Linked DNA regions of Homo sapiens: regions 2, 3, 4, 5, 6 and 7 are each linked to region 1. Evidence: chromatin loops called from intact Hi-C (ENCODE). Cell type or tissue: B cell. All regions are shown on one strand. Region 1 has its middle 4.3 kb from the start of TEX53. Region 2 overlaps ATP6V1G1 (ATPase H+ transporting V1 subunit G1). Region 3 holds the start of ATP6V1G1 (ATPase H+ transporting V1 subunit G1). Region 4 overlaps AKNA (AT-hook transcription factor). Region 5 has its middle 33 kb from the start of WHRN. Region 6 overlaps WHRN (whirlin). Region 7 overlaps WHRN (whirlin).

Region 1 (4,000 bases):
GAAAACGTGTGTGTGTGTGTTTATAAAACCAGGACTCCTCTTTCATGGTGAGTCCTAAACCTCCAATTTTTGTTACCCCAAGCTGTGAGACATTTTTTTTTTTTTTTTTTTTTTTTGAGACAGAGACTCGCTCTGTCTCCCAGGCTGGAGTGCAGTGGCATGATCTTGGCTCACTGCAAGCTCCGCCTCCCAGGTCCACGCCATTCTCCTGCCTCAGCCTCCCCAGTAGCTGGGACTACAGGCGCCCACCACCACACGCGGCTAATTTTTTGTATTTTTAGTAGAGACGGGGTTTCACTGTGTTAGCCAGGATGGTCTTGATCTCCTGACCTTGTGATCCACCTGTCTCGGCCTCCCAAAGTGCTGGGATTACAGGCGTGAGCCCCCACGCCTGGCCGCTGTGAGACTTCTGAAAGCTCTACTCAACTTTTCAGCTACTTGGACTCTGCTTAGGACTCGGCAGGTGCCTCAAGGGGATAAGAAGGCTTCGGTGCTCATCTCCTCTCTCTACTTTTCTCTTCAGCATCTTGGCCCCTCGTGTCCTGACTATGTTGATATCTCTCTGATGCATTCAAACACATTTAAGAAAAAAGAACAATTGCTTTTAAACTGCTGTCAGCAGGAGGGTTGGTCTGATACAAGCTAGTTTACCATGATCAGAAGTAAATCCAGCTGTGGTTTCCATGATTATTTTTATTGTTACTATTTGAAAATCCTTCAAAGAAAGATGTCACCCTGTGGCTGAGAGCCCTTTAAAAAAGTCACAGGATGGAGGCTTCTTTGCATCCCTTCTGTGAAGGAGTTTCTAAATTATCAAAGCAGGAAGTGACATTTAAGGAGCATCTTTTTTGTGTAAAGCACCTGCTACAGTTGTTGCAGAAAGCAGTCCAAGAAATAAGGAATATGGGGTTTGCTGGGGAAGGAAAGTGGGACCTTCGCATGAGAGGAGGTGAGGAATGCATAGGACAAGGGGAATCTGGGTAAGAGGGTGGGTCCAGGGGATACAGTATGAGAATGGGCAGTGGAAGAGGACTCTGGACATGAGGTCCGGGAAAGTGAACTGTATCTTCACCCAACAGATGCCAGTGGGGTCTCATCCCATGGGGAAGAGGTGCCACGATGCAGTGAGCTGACAACTCCACACACATGTTGTAGGCCTCTCTGCTTCCTTCCAGCTATAGTTCTTTTACCTTTTCCTGCTAAATATTGCCAACCTTCTTAATATGGTCATCTGGATGTCCCATAGGCCCCTCCAGCTTGGAATAGCCCAAAATTAAGTGATCTGCTGTTGTTGTCAACTTGGCCTCAATACCACAAGGACCTCATTCCCTAGAATCTTCTTTCCTGTATGGTTCTGAGTTAGAATTGGCCAGCTTTGCCTGAGAAATATGACTCAAGGTCCTCTTATTCATCCTGACTGCTGCTGCCCTACTTTAGGCCTGTATCACTGTCTGTCCTGATTGCCTAGGCAGTCGCTTAATTTGTTTTGTTTTGTTTTGGTAGAGATCGGGTCTTGCTGTGTTGCCCAGGCTGATCTCAAACTCCTGGCCTCAAGTGATACTCCTGCCTCTGCCTCCTGTATTTCTGGGGCCACAGACATAAGCCCAGCCTCTTAATTTGATTTCTGCATTAGTCATGATCCACTTGGGAGACAGAAACCACATAACAATTTGAATATGAGAAGATTAATATAAGTACTAACTAGAACAGGGGATTGGAGTAATGAAGGAGTGGTAAGAAGTCAGGAGAGCTTTAAAGAATATAGGAATAATGGACATAAGGAGCAGCCAGCACCCCTAGAACTAAGAAAGAACACCCCCAGGCTCTATCCCCAGCTGAGATCCAGATGTTGCTGGGAAGGGCATGGCTGTGCCTCACAATGGCAGAGAAGTCTGGGAGAATGTTCTAGAAGTCTGCCCTTGGGTGCCAGGGAAAGCTGTCATGGAACAGTGTCTGATTAGAGGCACACCTATTTGTGGGGGCACTAGGAGAAGCTGCTAGTTGCCAAGTGCTACTGACCACCATCCTCTGCAGGATTCCTGTTCTGGAAAAGTTGCCTGCACTGCGGGAGGGTGATGTTGGAGAAGCTGTGAGCTCTGTGCTGTTAAGATGAGCCCAGCACAACCAGAAAGGAAGGCCTCTTCCTCCTCCAATGTCTCTAGCTCCCCCTCCTGACAGAGCCTAGCATTGCACCAACTACCAAAAGAAAAATATTTAAAGGGCCAGCTCCATTTTTGAAGAGCAGGCGATGAACAGTAAATTTGGGGTCCAGAGTAATAACTGAATGTCATTCTACCATTATCGAGGGGCCGCATAACCAAGTTGTTAAGAGTGTGGACTCTGCAGTTGGGTTTCTTGAGTTAAAGTCTTAGCTCTGGCACTTAATGTGAGTTAGTGTAAACCTTAAAAGATTTATTTAACCTGTGTCTCACTTCCCTAATCTGTAAAATCAGGTAGTAACAGTTCTAACCTTGTTGGGTTATTGTGCTGATTGGGTTGATATTTATGAAGCACTTGGAAGAGGATCTGGCACAGAGTAAGCAAGGAACCAGGCTGTCTATTGTGATTACTATTACACTCAAATCGTGGTGGCATGCGCCTGTAGTCCTAGCTACTTGGGAGGCTGAGGCAGGAGAATCGCTTGAACCCGAGAGGTGGAGGTTGCAGTGAGCTGAGATCGCACCACTGCACTCCAGCCTGGATGACAGAGCGAGACTCCGTCTCAAAAAACAAAACAAAACAAAACAAAATCCATCCTTCACATTATAGCCAGGATGGGCTTTTCATTGAAGGTATGAATTTTACTCCACATTGCCATGGCATAGACATCATATTCCTTTATTCTTCTCTTTTCTGAGGTGGGGAAGGCATAAGGAGTGCTAATTAATAAATTGTCTTCTGGCCGGGTGTAGTGGCTCACGCCTGTAATCCCAGGACTTTGGGAGGTTGAGATGGGCGGATCACCTGAGGTCAGGAGTTTAAGACCAGCCTGAACAAAATGGCAAAACCCCGTCTCTACTAAAAATACAAAAATTAGGCCGGGCGCGGTAGCTCACGCCTGTAATCCCAGCGTTTTGGGAGGCTGAGGCGGGCGGATCACCTGAGGTCAGGAGTTGGAGACCAGCCTGATCAACATGGAGAAACCCTGTCTCTACTAAAAATACAAAATTAGCCAGGCATGGTGGAGGGTGCCTGTAATCCCAGCTACTCAGGAGGCTGAGGCAGGAGAATCGCTTGAACCCGGGAGGCAGAGGTTGCTGTGAGCCGAAAGTGTGCCATTGCACTCCAGCCTGGGCAACGAAAGAGAAACTCCGTCTCAAAAAAAAAATTAAAAAAAAAAATTAGCTGGGTGTGGTGGCACTTTCCTGTAGCTACTTGGGAGGCTGAGGCAGGAGAATCCTTGAACCTGGGAGGTGGAGGTTGCAGCCAGCCAAGATCATGCCACTGCCCTCCAGGCTGGGTGACAGAGCAAGACTCCGTCTCAGACAAACAGACAAACAAACAAAAAAAGTGTTGTCTTCCAACTCGCCTTGTTTGTTATGGTCTGAATGTTAATGTTCCCCCAAATTCATGTGTTGAAATCTTAACTCCCAAGGTGATGGTATAAGAATTGTGGTCTTTGGGAGGTTTAGGAGGATTAGGTCATGAGAGCAGAGCCCTCACGATTGAGATTAGTGCCCTTATGAAAGAGCCTGAGAGAGACCCCTTGCCCCTTCTGCTATGTGAGAACACAGCAAGAAGCGCCCTCTATGAGGAACAGGCCCTCACCAGACACTGATGCTGCTGGAGTTTTGATCTTGGACTTCCCAGCCTCCAAAACTGTGAGAAATAAACTTCTGTTGTTTGTAAGTCACCCGGTTATGGTATCTTATTTTAGTAGTCTGAACAGACTAAGGCACTGTTCATAGTACAAAAGTTGGAAATCAGGCTGTGTCACTTTGTTGCTTAAAACTCACCTGTGGCTTCCCATTATTTTCAAGATAGAGTTCAGCTCCTTTTC
Region 2 (4,000 bases), 61 kb before region 1:
TCTCGCTCTGTCGCCCCCAGGCAGGAGGGCAGTGGCGTGATCTCGGCTCACTACAATCTCTGCCTCCCAGGTTCAAGCGATTCTTCTGCCTCAGCCGCCCGAGTAGCTGGGACTACAGGTGCCTGCCACCATGCCCGGCTAGTTTTTGTGTTTTTAGTAGAGACAGGGTTTCACCATAGTGGCCAGGTTGGTCTCGAACTCCTGACCTTGTGATCTGCTCACCTTGGCCTCTCAAAGTGCTGGGATTACAGGCGTGAGCCAGCGCGCCCGGCGTGGACCTTAAAATTTTAAAAAAGTTTGTGTTAATGGCATATTTCATTGGAGTGAAACAAAACACTGGCTCCCATATGTAAGGCCCAAGAAGAACAAGATTTAAGAGAAATACGATTTTCTGTTTAAATATTTTTGATTTTTAGAGGCCCCTGTCAAAATTGAATGTTGAAGATGTTTGCCAAAGGCAGTAAATGGTATTATCCTGAGTTATAAATGCAGGGAGCCATGGGAGTTGGGAGGTGATGTCTTGTGAAATCATGCGGAGCTACTGCATAATGTTCAGGCCATGAGTGTTATTTATAGATTGTTGGTTTCGAAAGTATCTTTAGCTTTGAAATACAGCCCATTATAGCTGATGGGAAGATAGCATGTGAAGGATTGGGGTACAGGTGGCCGAAGCAGACAGTAGTAGGCCAGAAATAATACTGGAGTGAATGTGGACTTGCAGAAATAGTTCTTGGAGTTTTGAGAGAGAGACCTGTTAATTGTTTCAGACTAGCATCAGGGAATGTTGATGTCATGGGGTCATTTCATTACAGGTCCAAAGTTCTGTTCTGAATCAGGATGTGGAAGGTTAAGTTCATTTTCACTCATTCGCGTGGACTCTAGACAGTTGGTATACAATGATGTACAGTGTTGTATAACAAAGCTTAATTTTAGATGCAGGATGTCTTTTGCTCTCAAATAAATAGGTTGATGGTCTAGAACCTCTCTTTTTTTTTTTTTATTGGTGAGCGGAGACTCAAAGCAGAGATTATATGTTGGCTGTCCTTGTGGTCTGTTTTCATGTAGACTCTGACCAAACCTAGAGATTTTTTCCAGCTGTATGTTAAGCCACTCACTTCTAGAAACCAAAATACCTGTGTCTCCTCTTCTCTCAGCCACTTGTGCAGTCTTACTGTCCAGTACTCCTCATTCAGCATTCCTTCTCAGTCACCACTGTCCTTACTTCCTTGTGACAGGGACTGCTTTTAGTTTCCAGTGTTACATTATATAGTTGGTTCATTAGTTACATTATATGTTGCTGTCCCTTGCGAGCTTATTAGCCTTCTTGCTAAGCATCTGAGTAGGGTTGCACCTTTAATCAGCAGCATACTTAAGGTGTTTACTTCTGGAGAAGAGTTCCCTAGATGGTTAATGTTACTCATTTTATGTTGGTTCTTAATAGTTGAGATTGAGAGAATATTCTGACACATTCTACAATTTTTTTCCATCTTTTTAATGGGCTGTAGTTACAGAAGGTATTCATTTTTGTCTTGTCACTTCCTAGTTAAGTACAGCCTATAGGAGGGAGGAACCTGTACTGTTTGTTAGCTCTGAATTCCCTCTTTCCCATGCACATCTCTTCGGACTGTGTCATAATTTATTCTTGGCTTATTGTTATAATATACCATCTTGTCTCTGCTTGCTTTTCTACTTTTAACCACTTCCTGATATAGCTCTCTCCTTTGAAAACAGGAAAGAACCGGAGGCTGAAGCAGGCCAAAGAAGAAGCTCAGGCTGAAATTGAACAGTACCGCCTGCAGAGGGAGAAAGAATTCAAGGCCAAGGAAGCTGCGGTGGGGCACCATTTGTTTTTGTTACTGCTTTAGTTTCTGATCCCCTGTCCCGCCAAGGCTTTCAGAATATCCAGCATAGCTCAGAGATCCTGGTCGAAGTTTGAAAATGTGGTAGCTGTGTGTTTTATTGGCTGCTCAGGCATCTGTCTTTTAGGATGATCAGTTTTTCCATTCATATTGATTTCTAATTTTCATTTATTCACTCATTTAACACGTATCTGTTAAGCAGTTAACATGCGCCAGGTACTGTGCTAGATGCTAGGGATCAGTTGTGACCAGGAATAGACATGGTCCCTTCCCTCATGGAGTGTAGCTTACCATCCAGTGGTCAGGGAGACTCAGTAATACAGTGCAAATCATGCAGAGCTACTACTGAAAAATGCTGTGACGGTCATAAACATAAATCAAATGGAGCCCCACTTTAGTATATTGTATATAGTACAGACATTTACCAGTGATGTAGGCTATACTATGGTGCATACAATAATAGTACAAAAACAGATCACAGAAAGCATAGAGGAGGCAGGGACAATTGTGGAAAGGGGAAAGGATGGATAAGGGCCTCACAGAGAAAAGAAACTATCAGGACTCTTGGGTGCAGGTAACAAAATATAATTAAAACTGATTCTAAATGGGATGTATTGGCCTATATAATTAAAAACCCAAGAGCTTAAATAATATGCTCAGGACTTTCTCTCACCTCTGTGTTTGGCTTTGTATCATTCTCAAGTTCTACACTGTGGCCTCTAGTAGTTCCAGCATACACACTTCCAGGCCCAAGTCCAGTGAGTAAAGGCACATACCTCCCTCCTTGCATTAAGTAGCAAAAATTTTGATCAATTTTTTATTTTTTCTTTTTAAGAGACAGAGTCACACTCTATCATTCAGGCTTTAGTGCAGTGGTGTGATCATAGCTCACGGTGACCTGGAGCTTCTAGGCTTAAGCGATCCTCCCCTGCCCAGCCTTCTGAGTAGCTAGGACTGTAGGCATGATCCATCATGCTCAGCTAATTTTTTTTTTGTTTTTGTAGAGATAGGGTCTTGCTGTGTTGCCTTGGCTGGTCTCGAACTCCTGGCCTCAAGTGATCCTCACATCTCAACCTCCCAAAGTGCTGGATCATCTTTGTTCTTGGCAATTACAGTGCCATTAAAACGTGGCTGGGCATAGTGACTCACACCTGTAATCCCAATACTTTGGGAGGCTGAGGTGGGAGGATTGCTTGAAGCCACAAGTTCAAAACCAGCCTGGGCAATAAACCAAGACCCTGTCTCTACAAAAAAATAAGACAAATACAAATAAAACTTAACATGTTTCTTTGATTCTTGAACTGGGGCTGATAGGTGCTGTAAGTTGTCAGGCTGCTCATAAAACAATGTAGAAATACCCTTGTGTCAGGGCAGCCATCATCTTCATTTTTTTTTTTTTTTTTCTGAGACGGGGAGTTTTGCTCTTGTTGCCCAGGCTGGAGTGCAATGGCATGATCTCGGCTCACTGCAACCTCTGCCTCCCAGGTTCTAGCGATTCTTCCACCTCAACCTCCCGAGTAGCTGAAATTGCAGGCATGCGCCACCACATCCGGCTAAATTTGTATTTTTAGTAGAGATGGGGTTTCTCCTTGTTGGTCAGGCTTGTCTTGAACTCCCGACCGCAGGTGATCTGCCTGCCCCGGCCTCCCAGAGTGCTAGGATGACAGGTGTGAGCCACCGCGCCCAGCGCCCCCCGCCCCTTTTTTTTTTTTTTTCCTGTCCGAGATGTAGTCTTGCTCTGTCACCCAGGCTGGAGCGCAGTGGCGTCATCTCAGTTCACTACGACCTCCACCTCCCAGGTTCAAATGATTCTCCTGCCTCAGCCTCCCAAGTAGCTGAGACTGCAGGTGTGCGCCACCATGCCCGGCTAATTTTTGTATTTTTAGAAGAGACGGGGGTTTCACTGTGTTGGCCAGGCTGGTCTTGAACTCCTGACCTTGTGATCTGCCTACCTTGGCCTCCCAAAATGCTGGGATTACAGGCGTGAGCCACCACGCCTGGCCCATCTTCATATTTTTACATTCTTTTTTCTTTTTCGTGGCACAGGCCTAGGAGGTCCCAATGACATGTGCCCTCATATTCTTACATTCTGTGCTGTAGTTGATTATAGAGATGGTACTGGTATTGCACTGTAAAGCACA
Region 3 (4,000 bases), 66 kb before region 1:
GCCACTGCACTCCAGCCTGGGCTACAGAATATCTAAAGAAAAAAAAAAAAAGAAAAAAGAAAAAGAAATAAGGTACATTTGCAGAAGTATAATCACTAACTCTGTCAGATGTTATCTTATGTGTAAAAGAGGCAAGGATTAGTGTAATTTATCCTTTAAGGAATATAGTAACTCAGGCAGGAGACATGTGGGCCCATGTGCTCTATTCTGTTTTATCTTCAAAACTCTTTCCAGTCCTGTTTCTCACATCAGAAAAGGATAGAAATTCTGTTCTTTCCAACCCCACCACGTCAATCAAATGAAAATGTCCTGAGCCATGAATCCAGCTCCTGGAGTGAAGAATCTTTGTATCAAGAAAAATTCTGGCATTATTTTATGTTCTCAGCACTCAGTGGACTCTAAGAGGTCACCTGGTCCTTTCCTCAGCCCAGAGGATTCCGGCAGAAAAGCAGTAGCTCAGAGGTTTTACTCTGCAGCCCTGACTGGATTCAAATACCCTGTCTGTGTGTTAATAGGGGCATGACTTTTGGCTCAGAGACTTTGCGACTCTCTGAGCTTCAGTTTGGTCAATATAAAATGGAATTAGTAACAGTATCAAAGTTAATGTGAGGAGTGAGTGAAGCGATGACAAGGGCCCGTCATACTGTAAACTCAAACCATGGCTTCCTATTTCCCTATTCACGGTGGATGGGGAGATGTCTCCGTGCCAAGTTGACCCCCTCCCCAACTCCGCACACGCTGGTCCTTTTCCCCTAATCATCTCCCACCGCCTCCATCCCCCACTATCCTTTCCTGGGTAACTTCTTATTCTTCAGATCTTATTTTATTTTTTGAGAATTTTTATTATTTATTTACTTATTTATTTTTGAGATGGAGTCTGCTCTGTCACCCAGGCTGGAGTGTAGTGACACGATCTCGGCTCACTGCAACCTCAGCTCCCAGGTTCAGGCGATTCTCCTACCTCAGCCTCCTGAGTAGCTGGGATTACAGGCGCGCGCCACCATGCCCGGATTTTTGTATTTTTAGTAGAGACCAGGTTTCACCACATTGGTCAGGCTGGTCTCAAATTCCTGATCTCGTGATCCGCCGGCCTCAGCCTCCCAAAGTGCTGGGATTATAGGCGTGAGCCACCGCGATTGGCCTATTTTAATTTTTTAATTTTAATTTTTTTGAGACAGTCTTGCTCTGTCGCCCTGGCTGCAGTGCAGCGTCACGATCTCGGCTCACTGCAGCCTCCGCCTCCCGGGTTCAAGCGATTCTCGTGCCTCAGCCTACTGAGTAGCTGCGATTACAGGCGCGCGCCACCACGCCCGGCTAATTTTTGTATTTTTAGTAAAGACGGGGTTTCACCACGTCGGCCAGGCTGGTCTCGAACTCCTCACCTGAAGTGATCCACCCGCCTCGGCCTCTCAAAGTGCTGGGATTACAGGCTCGTGAGCCACTGCGCCTGGCCTTCAGATCTTAAACACCACTTCCTTGGTACAGCATTCAGAGACACCTCCATATTCCTCTCCCCTTACTAAAGGTTCCTTCTTACGGCACCCTGCATTTTTCCTTCATGACTTTATCACAGTTTGTAATTGTCTATTTATTTTAATTAATCTGTCTGTGTCCATAAACTGTGAGCTCCGCCGGGACCTTGTTTGCCCTGCTCTCTGCTATGTCCTCAATATCAACAGTGGACTAGGATCACAGCAGGCTTTCATCAAATATTTATGGGAAACAGTCCAGTCCATTCCTGAACTCGGGTTCAGAAAAGGATAGCGACCTGTCCAAAATCACACAGGTTAGCGGCAGACTTGATCCCGAGTCTCCTAACTGGCAACCCAAGACTCTATCCCCGGAACTGGCAAGAATCTTCCTGAACTACCCCGATAAAATTTTGAGTGCCAAAGAAAGTCCCAGAAAGGGAGTGAGTAGAGCAGTGTGGAGAGTAGGAGGAAAGTGATTTGACTTGGCCCCTCCTCTCTTGACGTTGAGCATACTGCAAACAGACACTATACGTGGCAGGGCGGCTACAGAGTGAACCAGCGACAGGGTAGCCATTAAAAGAGGCCAGGGAGCGGACAGAGGAGTAGAGGGCAGTACTGCGCAGTAGACTGCACAGGCGCAGTCGAGGAGCTCCGCTCCTTTCTCCTCAGCCCCGCCCCGCCCCATTTCTGCCGAATCACAGAAGTTCAAGAGCGGTCAGCTGATGCTACGCTGTGCGGTCACGTGACAACGGGGGCGAAGCGCAGGCGCAAGGAGCAAGCGCAGATTGTGGGCGGCTGTGTCAGCTGACCCAAGGGGCCTTCGAGGTGCCTTAGGCCGCTTGCCTTGCTCTCAGAATCGCTGCCGCCATGGCTAGTCAGTCTCAGGGGATTCAGCAGCTGCTGCAGGCCGAGAAGCGGGCAGCCGAGAAGGTGTCCGAGGCCCGCAAAAGTGAGTTTCAGGGTGGGGCTGCCCGGCGTGGCGCGAGTCGAAGAAAGACCGCTGGGCCTCAGGTGGTGGGTAGATTAGGCCCGAAAAACTGCGGGGTGCGGGCGTGCGTATAGTCGCGGAAGGTTGTGTGTTTCGAAGCTTTGAGGAGCTGAGGCTCTGGAAGGCTTGCGGATCGCCTGGAAGCCACGATGTGAGATGGTAAATTGGGCGTGGAAACAATAATGGGTTACCGTCCTTGGGGCCTGGAGGCATGTGAAATGGGCTCTCCAAACGGAGCTCTTTGTTCTTCTTCTCTCCCACTTAACCGCTCTGGGGTGGTCAGTCTCGGTGAAGGGAGCCAGCATCCACACAGTTGCTTGGTCTAGAAACCTGGAGTCCTGCTTGCCTCTTCTCCCTCCCTCATTTAGTCAGTCGCCAAGGCTTGCGTATCTTTCACTTTTTCCCCCATGTCTACTACCAGCGTCTTAGTCCAGGACACCAGTTTCTCTAAAGGTACTGTAGTTGTCTAAATCGTTGGCGTGTGTGCGTGTGTGTGTTTCTGATATGTGGCAAGCGCAGTGTGTGTGTGTTTCTAACATGTGGCAAGCGCAGTGTGTGTGTGTGTGTGTGTGTGTGTGTGTTTCTGTCTAATATGTGGCAAGCGCAGTGCCCAGTGCATCAGTTGTCTCCCCTAACGTGGCATTCAGTGTCGCAGTGAAGGAAGCAGGTATTGGGTCAGTTAATTAATTGCAGGAGAGATGAGGGCTGGAGTGGAGAAATGTAAGGTTGCTAAAGAATTTAACAGGTGAGTTTAATCTAGACTGGGGAGTGGAAGAACCCGTTCTGGTCCCCTCCAGTCAATCCATTCTCCTCTCTGCAATCAGTCATCCTTCTAAAATGCAAATATGTGACTTCCTGCTGGTAAGGAACAAAATAAATAAATAAGTGCAGATATGATTTCCCTACCGCCTTTGTAGTCAGACGTTTAGTTCCTGCAGAAGAAAGCTCAAATTCCTTAATGAAGTTGGGGAGGCTCTTGTGGGTCAGGCCTGGTGCTTTCCTCCAGCTATACTGAATCGTTGTGGTCCCTCAGAAGCAGCATGATGTCTTTCACCTGCAGGTTTTTGCACACGCTGTTTCTTCTGACGTGAGAAGCCTTTTCCAATTCTCCTCCCCTTTGTTCTCTGACCCTTAGTCTTCCATCAGACCTCAATTTAGGAAACACTTCTTCCCGGGAAGCCTTTCCTGACTCATGCTTGTCCCCCGGACTAGGCTTGGAGTCCCTCCCAAGTGCTGATTTCTGCCACTGCCGTGCAATAACCTGTTTGTTTATATGGCTCAGTCACTAGACTAAGCTTCTGGAGAACAGAAACTATGTCTCATTTAACTTTATGTATCCAGTTTCCCGTCTGGTGAGAAAGATGCTTCTATCCCTATTTTACAGATAGTAAAAATGAGGCTCAGAGAGAAATGATTTATCCATACCCTGGGAAGCAACATAGTTGGGACTCAGAAGCCTCTTTTTCCATGCAAGGCGAAGATACTGATCTTAGTAATTCCTTGGTGTTTCTCCTAGTATAGGAGTTATTCTATCTGACAT
Region 4 (4,000 bases), 310 kb before region 1:
CCCCCTTCTAAATCCCAGCTGGGCCAGTGGCTCCTACTCTCTGGGTCTCAGTTTCTTTACCTCTAAAATGGGAATAATGGGCACACATCCAGGGATTTCTTAGAAAGATGAAGGAAGATAACAACATGAGTGCCTGACCCAGAACAGGTGTTCAAGGACAGGAAGTTCAATCTACCTGTTCATCTGATTTACTGCCCATCTAGTACATGCCAGCCAGCGTGCCAGGCTCTGGGGTTACAGTGGGACAAGAAAACATGGACTCCTGCAATCTTCTTGGAGCCGGATCTTGGGGAGGCCAGGATCACCCTAGGCTTGATAGCAAAACCCCCTCATGGAAGAATATCTGGGGGTTCCATTTGCCAAGCAAGGGGTGCTGGAGAAAGGCAATAATTAATAATTAATAATAGTAATAATAATAATAATAGGGATTCTGCAGGAGTGGGAGGGTCTGGCCCCATGTCCTGGGAAGTGGGTAGAAGAGCATCCTTCCTAGCCCAGTCCTATAGGAATGTGAGGTGTTGTTTTAAAGTGCTGTGGGAATGGGCTGACAAGCCCATTGAGATGAAGCACGGATTTCCCTAAGAGGTGACAATGGCATCCATCAGGGCCACTAAGTTTAGGGTTCAAGGAAACCAGCAGTGGGCAAGAGGGGGTGTGGCCTCAGCACTGTTAAATAAAGGGTGTGTGTGGTGGAGGAGGGAGATAAAGAAGCATGGACCTAAATCAGGAATAAGTTTAGGAGGACGCAGCAGAGTCATTCATTGGCATCTTGCTTGGCACACTGTAAACTCTGGCTTTATTCCTGAGCCCCTGCTGTCTAACTTGCATTGTTATACAGTGTGTAGAAACAGATGATCCAAACAGACATTTCTCCAAAGGAGCTATTCAAATGGACAATACGTACATGAAAAGATGCATATCCTTAGCCATCAGGAAATGCAAAGTGAAACCACTGCACACCCTCTAACATCAAAAAGGACAGATAGCAACAAGTGTTGACAAGAATGTGGAGAAACTGGAATCCTCAGCACTGCTGGTGGGAATGTAAATGGTGGAGCCACTGTGGAAAACAGTCTGACAGTTCCTCCAACAGTTAAACCCAGTGCCTAGCCCAGGGCTGGCATCCTCATCTTTGGTACCCATGTACCAGTTGGTGCCTTTATCTTTATTTTACAGATGAGCAAAGCGGAGCTCAGAGAAGCTAAGTGATTCAGGAGGCAGTAGAATGCACCAGCCTTAGCAGCTCAGGCCCTGGAGCCCTGCCCCAAATCCCAGTCATTCTGCTGGGCTACTCATGGGACTCTGGACAAGCTAAGTCACTTTGCAAGGCCTCTGTTTTCCCACCTAAAACGACCACAGTTAGCAACCTCTCAGCTTAGAGCTGATGGAAAATTCAGGTAAAAAGCTGGCACTGCCTGGCTCCGGTAAGTGCTCCATAAACGTGAGCTCCTAAGACCCAGAGTCAGACAGCTGGAAGGGGCAGCCATGGGTTCACACCTGGGCCCGACTCTCCCCACATATCTAATGTGTGCTAATTGGCAAGCAGCAGATGCTGATAAAATAATCTGAACTGTATGAACGGGCTTCTTGCATCCCCAAAACAGCAGCCTGCACTCCCTCCTCTAGGGACCGTCTGGTGTAAGTAACTACAGAGGCTCCTCAAATTACGATGGGGTTATGCCCCTATAAACCCGCTGTAAAGTCGAAAAATCATAAATCGAACCATTGTAAAAGTAGGGACTGTCTGGGCTGGGTTTTCATACACCCCCACCTTCTGTTAATTTGATGACCAACTTGGCCTGAAAGTTACCCAAAACTCTCCCTAGGGCCAACACTGAAAAAGTCCCTCTGGGCTGGAAAGTCTCGGCTGCAGGGGCTATGGGACGGCTGCCCAGCAGGGGGCAGCACAGGCCCACTCCGCTTTCCAAACTACACTGGTCTCAACCACTGGGCCCGTTCAGTCCTGCTGACCAGCAGCTGGAGAAATTTCAGGGTGTCACCAGCGCAAATTCTAGCAGCATTAGAAGCACCATCATTATTGGCAACTTCTATGTACTATGGGCTTTCCATGCATTAATTCATTCAATCCTCAGCACAACCCATTTCGCAGAGAAGGAAACTGAGGCATAGGTATAACCCGCCCATCCTGAGTTGGAAACAGCAACCTGGTGAGTTCTGCCCACAGGCCTGAGCCTGGAAGAATGTGAAATGGGGCCTCAGGAGAAGTAAAGACTCCATGGCTACCGTGGGGTCACCAAATTCTGGGCAAAACCTTTCCCGATCAATGAGTTGGAACACTGGCAGGCGCTTTCCCCCGTGTCTGCTGGAGGTCTGAGCATGCAGCATTGGTTCTCATCTCTGCTGGAGTGGAAGATTCCTTAGCGACTTGCTTAGACTCAGCTGAGAGGGCAGCAAGAAAGCAAATTTACATACCGGGCGCGGTGGCTACACCTTGTAATGCCAGTGCTTTGGGAGGCCAATGCGGGCAGATCACCTGAGGCCAGGAGGTCAAGACCAGCCTGGCCAACATGGCGAAACCCATCTCTACCAAAAATACCAAAAAAATTAGCCGGGTGTGGTGGCACACTATTGTATTCCCAGCTACTTGAGAGGAGGAGGCATGAGAATAGCTTGAATCTTGGAGATGGGGGTTGCAGTGAGCCAAGATGGCGCCACTGCACTCCAGCCTGGGCGACAAAGCCAGACCCTGTCTCAGAAAACACATATACATAAAAAATTTTTAAAAGCACATTTATAGGCCTGGTCCCCGAATAGAGGACCAGGGCTGGATGGCGCCTTGGGTCCCTGCTCCACCAAGCACCAGCCCTCACAGTGACGCAGGCCCTCACTGCCTACACACCCAGGCTTCTGGCAACACAGCCACTGAAGACATCCAGTCCCAATCGACTCATTTCACAGCAGGGGAAGCAGGCAGAGAAGTAGCTGCTGACAGCTGAGACAAGAAGACAGGTTTCCTACTTCTGGGGACTGGGCTTTTGTCCCTGCACAATCCTATCATGTTGAACCCACTTTTACTCCTTCTTCTTCCTACTAGTGACAACACTGAGCAATAGCAACATTCTCTGTGATGGCGAAGCTACTGTTTGCTCAGCAATGAGCACGTGACCAAATGGCACCACAAACTCCACACACTTCTCATTTGGTTCCTGCCACGTGCCACACTTAATCCTCACGCACAGGATTAAGTACGTGGTTGAGACTCTTCCTCCATTTAACAGATGGGGAAGTGGAGGCTCTGAGAGGAAGTTAGTTTGCCAAGGCCACAGTGCTACTAGGGGGCAGATGGGACTCCACGGTAGCTCTGGCCAACTCCAAACCCAAGCCACTTCTGTCTCGGCTGCCCTGCCTCTCCTGGCTTGACTGATGTTACGTCCAGAATCTGTGCAAAAAGTCCTACAATATTCCCGACCAGGACTCCCCAGAGATGTCCAGGTCATCAAAAACAAGGAAGGTCTGAGGATCTGTCACAGCCGAGGGGGCGTAAGGAGGCATGGCAATCGCATACCACATGGGATCGTGGATGGGATCCTGGAACAGAGACAGGACTTTGGAGGAAAACGGCCTGAAGGAACTACGAACTTCAGTTACCAATAATGTATGGATATTGCTTCACTAACGTGGCCAATGTGCCACATTATTGTAAGATATTAATAATAGGGGAAACTGTTTGTGCAGGAGTGAGGAGGATTGTGGGAATCTCTCTGGACTATCTGCTCAATTTCCCTATAAATCTAAAACTGTCCTAAAAAATAAAGTCTATTAAAAAAAACCCAGTGCTCATCACTTACTTGCGGAGAAAACCCATAAGGAAAATGGAAGATGGTTAGGATTCTCAGTCTCCACAAAGTTATAAGCTCCCAGAGGGCAGGGCCCTCTTGCTAGTCCCCTTCACTGCTGGGTCCCAGGGCCGAGCACTCTCCTTGGTACATGGGTTTGTTGAGTGCCTATATGAGTGTTGGCTTTGTTGAGTGACTATATG
Region 5 (4,000 bases), 120 kb before region 1:
CTGGGTGTGATGATGCACACCTGTAATCCCAGCCACTCAGAGGGGTGAATTGCTTGAGCCCAAGAGTTCTAGGCTCCAGTAAGGCATGATTGAGCCACTGCACTTCAGTATGGACAACAAAGTGGGTCAAAAGAAGGCAAGAAAGCAAGAAAGGAAGGAAGGAAGGAGAGAAAGGAGGGAAGGAGGGGGGAAGGAAGGAAGGAAAGGGAAGAAAAGGAAGGAAGGAAGGAAGGAAGGAAGGAAGGAAGGAAACATTTTTTTCTGATAATACTACAAATAAGACAAGTAAGTCTCTTCACTTCTACCCAACATTGTTCTAGCCAGTGCAATAAGGCTAAAAATAATAGGGGGTCAGATTGGAAAGGGAGAATTAAAACTGTCTTTACTGACAAACATCATGATTGTTTAAGTAGAAAATTCCACGGATTTTTAACTAAAAAAGTTTTTTTCTACCAAAAAGCTATAGAACTAATGAGTTTACCAAGGTTGCAGAATACAAGATCAATATACAAAAGTCAATGGTATTTCTACATATTAGCAATCAACTGTGAGAAACTGATTTTTTTTTTTTTTTTTTTTTTTTTTTTTTTTTTGTAGAGACAGGGTTTCTCCATGTTATCCAGGCTAGTCTTGATCTCCTAGACTCAAGTGACTTGTCCACCTTGGCCTCTCAAAGTGCTGAGATTGTATGTGTGAACCACTGCACCCAGCTCAAGAAATTGAATTTTTAAAATTACTGTTACAATATCATAAAATATGAAATAAAGACAAACCTGATTAAAAAATATGTAAGATTCATACAATGTAAGCATTGCCAAGAGAAACTAAAGACTTAAAAAAAAGAAAGCTGTACTATGTTCATGGATCAGAAGACTCCATATTAACATGCCAATTTTCGCCAAAATTGATCTGCAGGTTCAATTCAACCCCAGTAAAAAATCTCTTATTTTTTTAAATTTACAAATTGACAGGCTTACTCTAAAATTCATATAGAAATACAAAGCACCAAGAATAGCAAAACAACTTTTTAAATGAAGAACAAAGTTAGAGAACTTACACTACCTGACTTCAACATTTACAAAGCTATAGTAATCAAAACAGAGTGACACTGATATAAAGACAGACAAATCAATGAAACAGAAAGCACAGAAACTGGCACCTATATACAGTTAATTGATTTTTGACAAAAGTGCGGAGGCAATTTGGTAGAGAAAGGGTCATCTTTTCAGCAAATGTTCCTGGAACAAATATATATATATGAAAAGTGATGAACTTCAATCCATACCTCATACAGTATACCAAAATTAACTCAAAGTGAACTATAGACCTAAATATAAAACCTAAAACTACATAATTTTTGGAAGAAAACATGGGAGAAAATTTTTGTTTCTTATTGTATTGGATTGAGTAGTGTACTCCCCAAAATCATGTTCTTCTCAGAACTTCAGAATGTGACTTTATTTGATATTGGGCCATTGCAGATGTAATTAGTTAAATTAAGATGAAATCATACTGGAGTAGAGTGGGTGCTTAATCCAATATGGCTGATGTCCATATAAGAAGAGACACAAGACACACAGGGAGAATGCCATGTGAATATAGAGGCAGAGATTGGAGTAACGGGTGTATAAGCCAAGAAATGCCAAGGATTGCAGATAACCACCAGGAGCTAGGGGAGAGTTATGGAGCAGTTTCTCCGTTAGAGCCTCCAGAACCATGAGAGAATTAATTTCTATTGTTTTAAGCCACCTGATTTATGGTTCTTTGTTACAGAGAACCCTAAGAAATTAATGCACTTATCTTAGGCAGGAAAAGATTTCTTAACTGTAATACCAAATGCACGATTCTTTTAAAAAATGATAAATTGGTGTTCACGAAAAGTTAGAATTTCTGCTTGTTGAAAGACATTCTTAAAGCATAAAAAGATATGCCACAGACTGGGAGAAAATATTTGCAAATCACATATCTGATAAAGGACCTACAGTCAGAATACATAAAGAACACTCAAAAAGAAAATTAAAACTCAAATGTTTAAAATGAATGAAGGATTTGAACAACTGCTTCACTAAAGAAGAAATACAGATGGCAAATGTGAACATGAAAATCTACTCAACCTCATCAGCTATTAAGCAAATGCAAATTAAAACTAAAATGAGACACCACTACACTCCTACTACAATGTCTAAGATTTAAAATCCTGATTGCTATGGTTTGAATGTGTCCTCTCCAAAACTCAGGTGTGAAAACCTAATGCCCAGTGTGGTAGTATTAGGAGGTGGCGCCACTGAGAAGTGATTAGGCCGTGAGCTCCTCCCTTGTAGATGGGATTATGACTCTTATCAAAGAGGCTTCCTGTAGTGTTCAGCTCACTTGCGCTTCTGCTTTCTGCCACGTGAGGACATAGCGTTCCACTCCTCCAGAGGGTGTAGCCCTCACCTGACAAGTGAACCTGCTGGCATCTTGATCTTGGACTCCTCAGCTTCCAGAACTGTGAGAAATTAAAGTTCTGTTCTTAATAAATTACCCAGTCTCAGGTATTGTGTTTCAGCAGCACAATATTAAAGAAGACGCTGACCATATTGCTATGGTCTGAACGTTGTGTGCCCCTGCAAAATTCCTACTTTGAAAACTGATTTACCAATGAGTGATATGAGGAGGTGAGGCCTTTGGGATGTGACTAGATCATGAGGGCTCTACCCTCACAAATAGGATCAATGTCCTTATAAAAAAGGCCCCAGATGCCGGGCGCAGTGGCTCACATCTGTAATCCTAACACTTTGGGAGGCCAAGGTGGGCAGATCACCTGAGGTCAGGAGTTCGAGACCAGCCTGGCCAACATGGTGAAACCCTGTCTCTACTAAAAATACAAAAATTAGCTGGGCGTGGTGACACATGCCTGTAATCCCAGCTACCTGGGAGGCTGAGGCAGGAGACTCGCTGGAACCCAGGAGGCAGAGGTTGCAGCGAGATGAGATTGCACCACTGCACTCCAGACTGGGCGACAGAATGAGACACCATCTCTAAATAAATAAGGATTGCTTGAGCCCAGGGGTTCAAGACCAGCCTGGGCAACATAATGAGTCCCGATGTCTACAACATTTTTTAAAGAAATTAGCTAGGCATGGTGGTGCATATCTATAGCTATTTGGAGGCTGAGGTAGGAAGATTGCTTGAGCCCAGGAGTTTGAGGCTGCAGTGAGCTAGGATTGTGCCACTACCCTTCAGCCTGGGTGACAGAGTGAGACCCTGAAAAAAAAAGTTTCAAAAACAGACAAACAAAACAGGTTCTCCAAGGTCATATATCTAATAAATAGCAGTCTGCCTCCACATGCTAAACACTCAAGCACTACTTTATTTATGCAAGGTACATATTATCATTCCCATTTTATAGATGAAAGAGTGAGAATCCAAGGGATGATGTGACCTCTCCAATGTCACTATTAAGTGACAGAGCTGAAATTTATAGCCATGTCTCTTTTACTCCAAATCCAGTGTTCTTTCTGTCACATGCACCAAGATTTTGCTGTTTATTTGAATGCTTTGGACACCATGCACACAGCCTCTGCTCTCCCAAGGGGGTCTGGCTACCTCCTCCTCACTCCACACCTCTTCCTCCAGAAATAAAGCCCATTCTGGACTCCCTATCCTCACCCATGCATTATTACTCAGCTGCTTACCTTCTATACCTGATGACATGGGAACAAATCAATTTGTAAATGCCTAGAAGAGAACAGGACTCTCAGTAATTGCCAATGCATCTTTGTGAAAGCAAGAGCTTGCTGGGCACTTGGAATGCAGCCCCTGCCTGTTTTAAAGAAATAGGCACTTCGAATGGAGACTAATAGACCAGCATGCAGGCAGCACTTAACAGTTTCAGAGCCCTTTCTTCTCTCTCATCTCTTTACAACGACTCAGTAAGCTCCGTGTTTTTACACCCTTCCCCTACATTTTTTTTTCAGATGAAGCAACTGATGTTTTGAGGCTTGAAAAAAACTAAATA
Region 6 (4,000 bases), 220 kb before region 1:
CTGGGAAGGGCCCGAAAGAAGCCGATTTCAGAGTTGCCTTCAGCACCCTCCCAAGCCTGTGTTAAAATGGATCTTGCGGCTTCAAGGGAGGTCCCTGTTGGCTACAGCATTATCACAAGGAAAATTCAAATTCTATTAAAGAGTTTTATTGCAATTATGAATCTTTAATAGTTTTCCATGTCAGGTGTAAAACTTTAATGGGCTGTTTTTTTTTCTTTCATTACAAGTAAGCAATACAGTTTTAATGAGACATTAGTTTTTCCCAACAGTTCAAAAGTCAGTAAAGCTTGTCCATATTTTGAAAAAGAAAATAAAAAGATGCAGGTAATTGCTAAGACAGTTCCTGGAGCAAGCTCAGGGTATGGGCTGGGTCTGGGTGAGCTCTTCACCCAACCCTCTCTGGTTTAGAGCTCTCACAAGGCAGAACCTAACCAGAAATGCTGTGGATGGACCCGGCAAGGCTAATGCACACTGACTCCCAATATGGTCTATGCTTCCTTCCGGTTCTCTCTTCTGACATTGGCAGATCCGTTGTTAGTACCTGCTTACTCTATTCACCACACAGGAAGCCTCAATGAAGGCCTGCTCTAACCCAGCCATCAATCAAAACTGAGGCCAGAAAGGGGAAAGAACTTGCCCAAGGTCGTACTCTGAGTCAAGGTCAAACCTGAGTTCTTCCCAAAGGAAAATCTGGCTTCCAAAGTAAACAGAGAAATTACAGAGGTCAAACACAGAAAGAATAACAATTACCAACCCCAAGTGCCTTGCTTAGGCCAGCTACCTTGTACAGTTTAGCTCTAAACTTAATAGGCACCGCCTGAGACATGGAAGGGTCCGTGTTTCATAGATGACAGCAGTGAGGCTCAGAGAGGTGAAGCTACTTGCCCAAGGACACCCAGCAAGCAAGTAGCAGAGTGGGATTTGAAGCCAAACCAATTGCTATTCTGAGACCCAGACCTGCAATAATGGAAATGTTCTATAACTAGGCTGTCCAACAACTATTATTTACATTTAAATTACAATAAAATTAAAAATTCACTCCCCCAGTCACACAAGTTCCACTTCACTAGCCACATGTGACTAATGGCCACCATCCTGAACAAGCCTAAACACAGCCCCAGATCAAACCCCTGACCTTTCCTCCAAGCCTGGTCCTTCTCCGGGGCTCCTCATCTCATTGCTCAATCCTAAAATTCCAAACCCACTGGATCTATCATCAAGCCCAATGCATTTTACTTTCCCTTCCAAAAGGACCCTCCATCTTCACTAACTCCACTCGGATCCCAGCTGTCCTTGTCTCTCACCTGGACCATTACCACAGCCTCCTAAGGGGCCTCCCTGCTTCTACTTTCACCACCTTGCCCGATACTTTCCTTATGTAGAAGACAGATTCATTTAAACTGCAAACCTGATCTCGTCACACCCTCCTTTAAAATGCCCCAGTAGCTTCCAAGCTCCTCTGCCTACCCTGAGAGGGGCATTAGCATCCGAACCAATCTCGCACCTTCCTCCCCTACTGCTTTTTTTCCGATCCAACCATACTTGCCATCTCTCAGTTCACTCAACAGATGGAGCCCTTTCCCCACTCCAGACCTTGGAGACCAGACCATTGTTCCTCTGCCCAAAACGTATTTCCCTTCATTCCTCACCTGGATAACACCTACTGAACGTCCAGGTCTTGGCTCCAATGACACCTCCTCCAAGAAGCCTTCTCCAGCTCCAAGGCAGATATCACTAATCCCCCTCGCCCAGGGCACCGTGCAGCACTCACTCCCCACAGTTTGAGATCGTACTAGACTACAGACAGAGAGTTCAAAGTCAGTGCGCTGCACCCCCTTGAATGGCACATGGGAAACACCTGACAAATGCCTGACGGAATCCATGAATGAATGAATAAACAATTAAATAAATGGATGAGCAGGCATACAAACAAGCTAGTCCCCTCCCCATTCTGGTTCCTGCAGACAGGCCGGAGACATTTCCCATTTATGTAAAGGTTGCATTTGACAAGGCCAGGGCATGTAGGGAGGCTGGGTACATGCAGCCCAGCTCTACAGGCTGCAGCAGGGAAGGAGCATTTGATTTTTACAATCAAAGGGAAGACAAAGAGGTAAAAACACAAATCAGTTTTGTTTTTACAGGAATCACACTCTGGGAAATGGTGTACATTTAATCCAGCCCCTCATTCTGAAAGAAAGAAAACTAGGGTGAGAGGTAGAGGAGGGGTGTCACTGGTCCAAGGCTTCCTGGGCAGTTGGGGCAAAGCTGGACCAGAATCCAGTCTACCACCTGCTTCAAGCTGCTCTGTAGACCTGCAAGAATCAAGTTCTCAAGCTCAAGTCCACAGCCTTCACAGACACAAACAGTGACCAGCTGGAAGATAAGATGGAAGGAAGGGGAAACCTCATTTATAGTAGCAACAGAAGAGAAAAAACTACCAAGGAATAAACTTAACAAGAAATGTTAACAACACCTATATGAAGAAAACTTCACACACTTCTAAAACACTCTAAAACACTCAAAATTACTCAACAAATAAAATATCCCCTTTTCTTGGAAAGGGTTCAGCATTATCCAGACATCGGCTCTCTCTCAGCTCACTTATGTATTTAACATTATCCCAACAAAAACATCAACAAGCTTTTGTTAGAAAAGTCAGCAAAAATTCATGGGGAAAAATAAAAATGCACAGGGAAAAGCCTTAAATGCATACTGCTAAGGGGAGGAAGCCAGTCTGAAAAGGCTACACACTGCATGGTTCCAACTATGTGATATTCTGAAACAGGCAAACTGATAGAGACACTGTAAAGATCAGTGGTTGCCTGAGGCTCAGGGAAGGATGAGAAGTAGAGCACAGAGGATTTTTAGAGGGGTGATACTCTTCTGTATTACACTATAATGTTTGATACATGACATTATGTATTGATCAAAATCCAATGAACTGTGAACCCTTATATAAAGTATGGACTAATAAAAATATTATCCATATTTGCTCATCAACTGTAACAAATGTACCCCTTGTACACTAATACGAAATGTTAATAATAGGGGAAAATGTGTTGGGGACGGGTTGGGGCAGAGGAGGTATAATGGGAACTCTGTAGTTCCCACTCAATTTTTCTGTAAACCTAAAGCTGCTCTAAAAAAATAAATCTATTGGTCCGGCGCAGTGGCTCATGCCTGTAATCCCAGCACCTTGTGGGGCCGAGGTGGGTGGATCACCTGAGATCAGGTGTTCGAGACCAGCCTGGCCAACATGGTGAAACCCCGTCTCTACCAAAAATACAAAAATTAGCCGGGCATGGTGGTAGGCACCTGTAATCCCAGCTACTTGGGAGGCTGAGGCAGGAGAATGGCTTGAACCTGGGAGGCAGAGGCTGTAGTGAGCCGAGATTGCGCCACTGCACTCCAGCCTGGGTGACAGAGCAAGACTCCATCTCAAAAAACCAAATAAATAAAATAAATAAATCAATTTTAAAACATAAAATAATTTTATTATTTAAATATAATGAAAAATAAAAAACTTTTTGCTATTTAAAAATAAAAACAATTTTTAAAATCTAAAAGTATAAAATGCACGAATGGCTATGAGAAACCCTGATACAGAAAAGCTACTAGAGAAGCTACCAGACACTAAAGCCTGCTCTAAATCCTCCGTAATTACACCAGTGTAGCACTGACTCATGAGTAGACAGACAGGCGGTGAAACAGACTAGAAATAGGCCCAAGGACACACAACATTTTAGTGTATGATAAAGGTGGCACTACAAATCACTGTGACAAAGACAGACTTTTTAATATGCAGTAGTAGGATAAATGAGTAGCTATTTAGAAAAAGATAAATCATGCCCTCTATAAGACTAAATGCCAAACAGATCAGAGGTCTAAAGGAAAAATGTATTTATAGGCATTAAGAGAAAAAATAGATAAGTTCATCTATACCCTGGGCATAAGGAAACATGTAACCTGACTCAAATTCAATAAAAGAAAGGATTAATAA
Region 7 (4,000 bases), 170 kb before region 1:
AGGAGGCTGAGGCAGAAGAATTGCTTGACCCCAGGAGGCGGAGGTTACCATGAGCCAAGATTGCACCACTGCACTACAGCCTGAGCTACAGAGCGAGACTCCGTCTCTAAATAAATAAGTATATAAATATCAATTGTTGCCTGGGCACAGCAGCTCAGGCCTGCAACCCCAGCACTTTGGGGGACAGAGGCAGGAGGATTACTTGAGGCCAGGAGTTCAAGAGTAGCCTGGACAACATGGTGAGACGCCACAAAAAAAATTTTTTTTTTAAAATTTAAAATTATCCAGGCATAATGGTGTGCACCTGCAGTCCTAGCTACTCAGGAGGCTGAGTTGGGAGGTTTGCTTGAGCCCAAAAGATCGAGACTACGGTGAGCTATGATCGAGCCACTGCACTCCAGCTGGGGCAACATCGCAAGATTCTGTCTCAAAATAATAATAAAATTAAAAGCAACTGTTGAAAAGATTTAAGAAACTGTAAACTGCGTATACAGTACCTAGCACATGGTAGGTACTAAATGCATGCTAATTCCCTTCCTGAGGCTGCCAGTTCCTTCTCCCAAACAGAGGTCCCAGAAATTCTCTAAACCTCGAATCTATATGGACACAAACACGTGTCCCCCAACTTTCTTCTTTTTAAGAAACATCCTTCTTTAATCCACATTTCCTCGTATCTGCGCTGCCTTCAACACTCAGCTCCTTTCCCACGACCTCCAGAAAAGCTTCCCAGATTGTGGCTGACTCTGTCCTCCAAGAGCATCCAGCACACTTCTGTGATTGTGCTGCCGTCTATACCACAGGCTCTGAGTCACATTCGTGATCTTGTCTTTAAGACTACAAGACAAGTTCCTTGAGGCACATTACATGTTCTGTTTCCTTTAGAACCTCTCCCTGCTCCTTTTCACTCGTTTAGCCAACCATCCATTCATTCATCGTTGAACAAGATATTCAATGAGTTTTCTATATGCCAGACAGCCTCAGGAATCTGTTCAAATTAGGACACAGAGCAGTGCTCTTTCAGATCAGTAGTCAGGCAGTCCACACTTCTCCACTTTAATGTGAGCATAGACACATTAGATACACATGGAATTTGGAGAGACAAGTGAAGAAAGTGTGGTTAAGAGCCACAGCCCTGGAGGTAGGCTGTGGGAATTCCATCCTAGCTCTGCCACCTGCCAACAGTAACCTTGGGCAAGTTACTTACCCAATCTGTGCCCCAGCTTCCCAGGCAAAAAAAAAAAAAAAAAAAGAGAGAAATAACATAGGTATTATCTCACAGGGTAGTTCTGATGATTAAATTAGTGTGTGTGTGTGTGTGTGTAGAGTGTGTGTGTGTGTGTAGAGTGTGTGTGTGTGTTGTGTGTGTGTGTGTGTGTATATATATATATATATATATATATATATATATATATATATATATATATAATATATATAGTGTTTAGCACCTGGAACCTAGGTAAGAGATACCAAAAAAAAAAAAGAGAGCGAGAGTGAAAGAGATAACAGAGGTATTATCTCACAGGGTAGTTCTGATTATTAAATTAGTCAATATATATATAAAAGGTTTAGCACCTGGAACCTAGGTAAGAGATACCAAAAAAAAATTTTTTTTTTTTTTTTGTCTAACAAGAAATTCTGGGTACTGTAGAGAACTCAGTACCCAGAACCCAGAGTGGAAGTCTCAACCCACCACCCATGGTAACGACTGATATGTGTTGATGTCTGCCCTTCCTGACTTGCTCTTGTACTTTATAAACACGTATATATACATATACAAGCTTATCATCTGATTACATAAATCAACTCACAACTGAACATTTTCTGCTCCATCTTTTTTTCCACTAAAAATGTATTTTGAAGATCTTTTCTTACCAGTTCAATGACATAAAGCTCATCTCTTCCAATACTCCATCCCATTCCCTGGAAGGGACTCACCACTACCGAATTCTCATTCTCCTATCAATGGACATTTAGGGTGTTTCTCATTTTTTGCTAGCACCATCACCTGCGATGAACATCCTTGTATGTGCCATCTTGGGGCATTCATGCATCTAATTCCCTAAACTAGAGAAAAATGGAATTCCTGAAGCCATAGGCAGTGAGTCTTTATTCACAGACAATCACATTTCCTTGCCAGTGTCCCCTGGGGCATGCCTTATCCCTTTTGTAGTTCCTGTATCTACCTGCAGGGGGAAGCACTATGCCATCTGGGCCTACAGAGGACCTGAATTCCCCTGACAATGTGGACAGGGCTGGGTGGAGGCCTCGCAATGTCCTTCTCCCAAGGGAGTGCTCACTCTGGTGGAGAGATCCACACTCCTTCGTGCTTTCTTCCACAGTTTCCAAAAAGCTCCCAGTTTAGGCAGATCTTGGCTCTATCTTCCAATCATCTGGGGGCTAAATCTTGGGCCCTAAAGCACTGCAAAGCACCAAAATGAAAACGGTAACCTGGTGGTGTCTTAGGGTGCGAACTCCCTCAAAAGTGTTTTCCAGTGGAAGGTACAGTTGCTAGAAAGCCATTCTCAAACAGTGTTCAACCCCTTCCTAGCTATGAGACTTCAGACAAGTTACTTAACTTCTCTGGCCTCAGTGTTCCCACCTATTAAAAGGGGCCATAACGCCTATGCTCATGGAGCTGTCATGTAAACTGAATGAGGGCCAATGAGAAAATGTGCATAAAGCATCTTGCACTGGGCAGGGCGCACAGGAGGTGCTTGGCAAATAGTGGGTAGCATTAGTAACAGCAAAATTACAGCGATGATGCCACATTTTATTCTTCCCACTGCACAGATGAGGAAAGCGATTCTAGGTGGTGAAGTGTCTATGCACGGTCACAGAAGATAAAAGGCAGGGCTTTTATACCTCTCTCCTCGCTTCTCTCCATTGCCCTCTCACCAGCAGTTTAAGGGGATTCACACCCCCTTAAACACCAGGCCAATCCTACACCTTGGCCCAAGACAGACAGGGGAGGGTTTTTAAAAAGGACATGGGCCTCACAGGATGTAAACAAAAGAAAGTCCCTTAGGGTCTTGAACCCCGAGCAGGTGCTGTGTCCAGCCACATGGACTGGAAAGTCCCTTCCCATTTAGCCCTGCTTTGAGGGAGGACAGAAATTGGTGATGCGGACTCTGCCCCAGTAGCTTATTTTAATGTCATGAGAAAGTAAAACCCTAATTAGCACTCTGTCTTCCAAGCTCCTTCCATCTGTACCATTTTCATCTGTGTTAATTACCTCTTACAGGGACCACTAACTGCAACAGCTTCCCAGCCTCCTCTCTCAGCCCAGTCACTGCAGAGCAACCAGAGAATCCTTATAAAACATACGTGGACTCTGACCCTTCCCTGCCCCAAACTCTCCCCATTGCTTCTGCTATAAAACTCCCCACAGTGCATCTTGGGCCTGTGCGCCTGGTCCTGATGCCTGGCCAGCCTCATCTCCTGCCCTGCCACCTGAGCTGTCTTATAGGATCAAGTACTCCAAGCTCTTCTCCACTTCAGGCCTTTGCACGTGATGCTCTGTCCCTGAAAGTACATATCTCAACATACTTACTTATGCAAATGATTATTTTATTATCTACACTCTTCTCAGTTGACCAGGAAGGCAAGAAATTGTTGTGGCTTGATCAGAGATGTATCAATAAATAGAAAACATAGGAGATGGTAAGAGATTCCACATAAAGAGACAGTGAAGAAATGAAAGGATGCTTTCTTCTTGGAATTGAACACCAATAAGGAAATTTACCTCTCCTGAAGTTACCAATGATTTCTCTAGTAGAATGGAAATAATCCATTAATTTCTCCTTTTGCCTTGGTTGCTAGGGGGCTCAGAATTCAATTTCAATATAAATACTGTTCCTATCAAAGGCACCACACACACATACACACACACACACACGCACACACACGTACACACACACACGCACACACGCGTGCACACACACACACACACACACTTTCCAAGATCACTTCTGATTCCTCTACCTTTTTAATGAAGTGCTTT

What was found. Peaks named below come from ENCODE experiments on the same cell type or tissue, not always from the same donor. Only the 100,000 strongest peaks of a DNase experiment are listed, where the experiment ranks them.
Region 2: it touches region 1 in a loop (13-fold over the local background); 29 of 110 quality-filtered maps call a loop at or near these places.
Region 3: it touches region 1 in a loop (8-fold over the local background); 29 of 110 quality-filtered maps call a loop at or near these places.
Region 4: it touches region 1 in a loop (22-fold over the local background); 30 of 110 quality-filtered maps call a loop at or near these places.
Region 5: it touches region 1 in a loop (15-fold over the local background); 15 of 110 quality-filtered maps call a loop at or near these places.
Region 6: a loop joins it to region 1, with 19 times the contacts of the local background. A loop is called at or near these places in 48 of 110 quality-filtered maps.
Region 7: it touches region 1 in a loop (28-fold over the local background); 77 of 110 quality-filtered maps call a loop at or near these places.

Annotation. Positions count from the first base shown.
Region 1 is chr9:114,651,542-114,655,541 of GRCh38, forward strand. No RefSeq gene overlaps it. Among named protein-coding and RNA genes, the nearest start is that of TEX53, 4.3 kb to the right of the region's middle. RefSeq lists enhancers at 1,799-2,305, 2,133-2,182, 2,193-2,272. In B cell, CTCF peaks have their summits at 2,180 (motif pointing left) and 2,382; a DNase peak (open chromatin) is centred at 2,170; H3K27ac peaks cover 1,843 bases.
Region 2 is chr9:114,590,821-114,594,820 of GRCh38, forward strand. ATP6V1G1 (ATPase H+ transporting V1 subunit G1) reads left to right here. Exons shown (of 3, transcript NM_004888.4): 2 at 1,732-1,832. Among named protein-coding and RNA genes, the nearest start is that of ATP6V1G1, 5.1 kb to the left of the region's middle. In B cell, CTCF peaks have their summits at 1,785 (motif pointing right) and 1,984; DNase peaks (open chromatin) are centred at 634 and 1,791; H3K4me3 peaks cover 2,194 bases; H3K27ac peaks cover 4,000 bases.
Region 3 is chr9:114,585,500-114,589,499 of GRCh38, forward strand. It overlaps ATP6V1G1 (ATPase H+ transporting V1 subunit G1), which reads left to right and starts at 2,270. Exons shown (of 3, transcript NM_004888.4): 1 at 2,270-2,421. The coding sequence starts at 2,340. RefSeq lists enhancers at 729-1,548, 1,549-2,367, 2,006-2,085, 2,196-2,705. In B cell, no CTCF peak of the experiment used is centred here; DNase peaks (open chromatin) are centred at 2,212, 2,982 and 3,582; H3K4me3 peaks cover 2,470 bases; H3K27ac peaks cover 2,495 bases.
Region 4 is chr9:114,337,385-114,341,384 of GRCh38, forward strand. All of the region lies in intron 21 of AKNA (AT-hook transcription factor), which reads right to left. Among named protein-coding and RNA genes, the nearest start is that of ORM2, 9.5 kb to the left of the region's middle. In B cell, a CTCF peak has its summit at 1,921 (motif pointing right); DNase peaks (open chromatin) are centred at 1,897 and 3,157; H3K27ac peaks cover 2,117 bases.
Region 5 is chr9:114,536,079-114,540,078 of GRCh38, forward strand. No RefSeq gene overlaps it. Among named protein-coding and RNA genes, the nearest start is that of WHRN, 33 kb to the left of the region's middle. In B cell, CTCF peaks have their summits at 2,367 and 2,570; a DNase peak (open chromatin) is centred at 2,363; H3K27ac peaks cover 419 bases.
Region 6 is chr9:114,433,389-114,437,388 of GRCh38, forward strand. The region is part of intron 3 of WHRN (whirlin); the gene reads right to left. Among named protein-coding and RNA genes, the nearest start is that of AKNA, 47 kb to the left of the region's middle. RefSeq lists enhancers at 1,441-1,940, 1,506-1,625. In B cell, CTCF peaks have their summits at 1,559 and 1,758; a DNase peak (open chromatin) is centred at 1,573.
Region 7 is chr9:114,485,585-114,489,584 of GRCh38, forward strand. The region is part of intron 1 of WHRN (whirlin); the gene reads right to left. Among named protein-coding and RNA genes, the nearest start is that of WHRN, 18 kb to the right of the region's middle. RefSeq lists an enhancer at 3,109-3,168. In B cell, CTCF peaks have their summits at 2,200 (motif pointing right) and 2,402; a DNase peak (open chromatin) is centred at 2,197.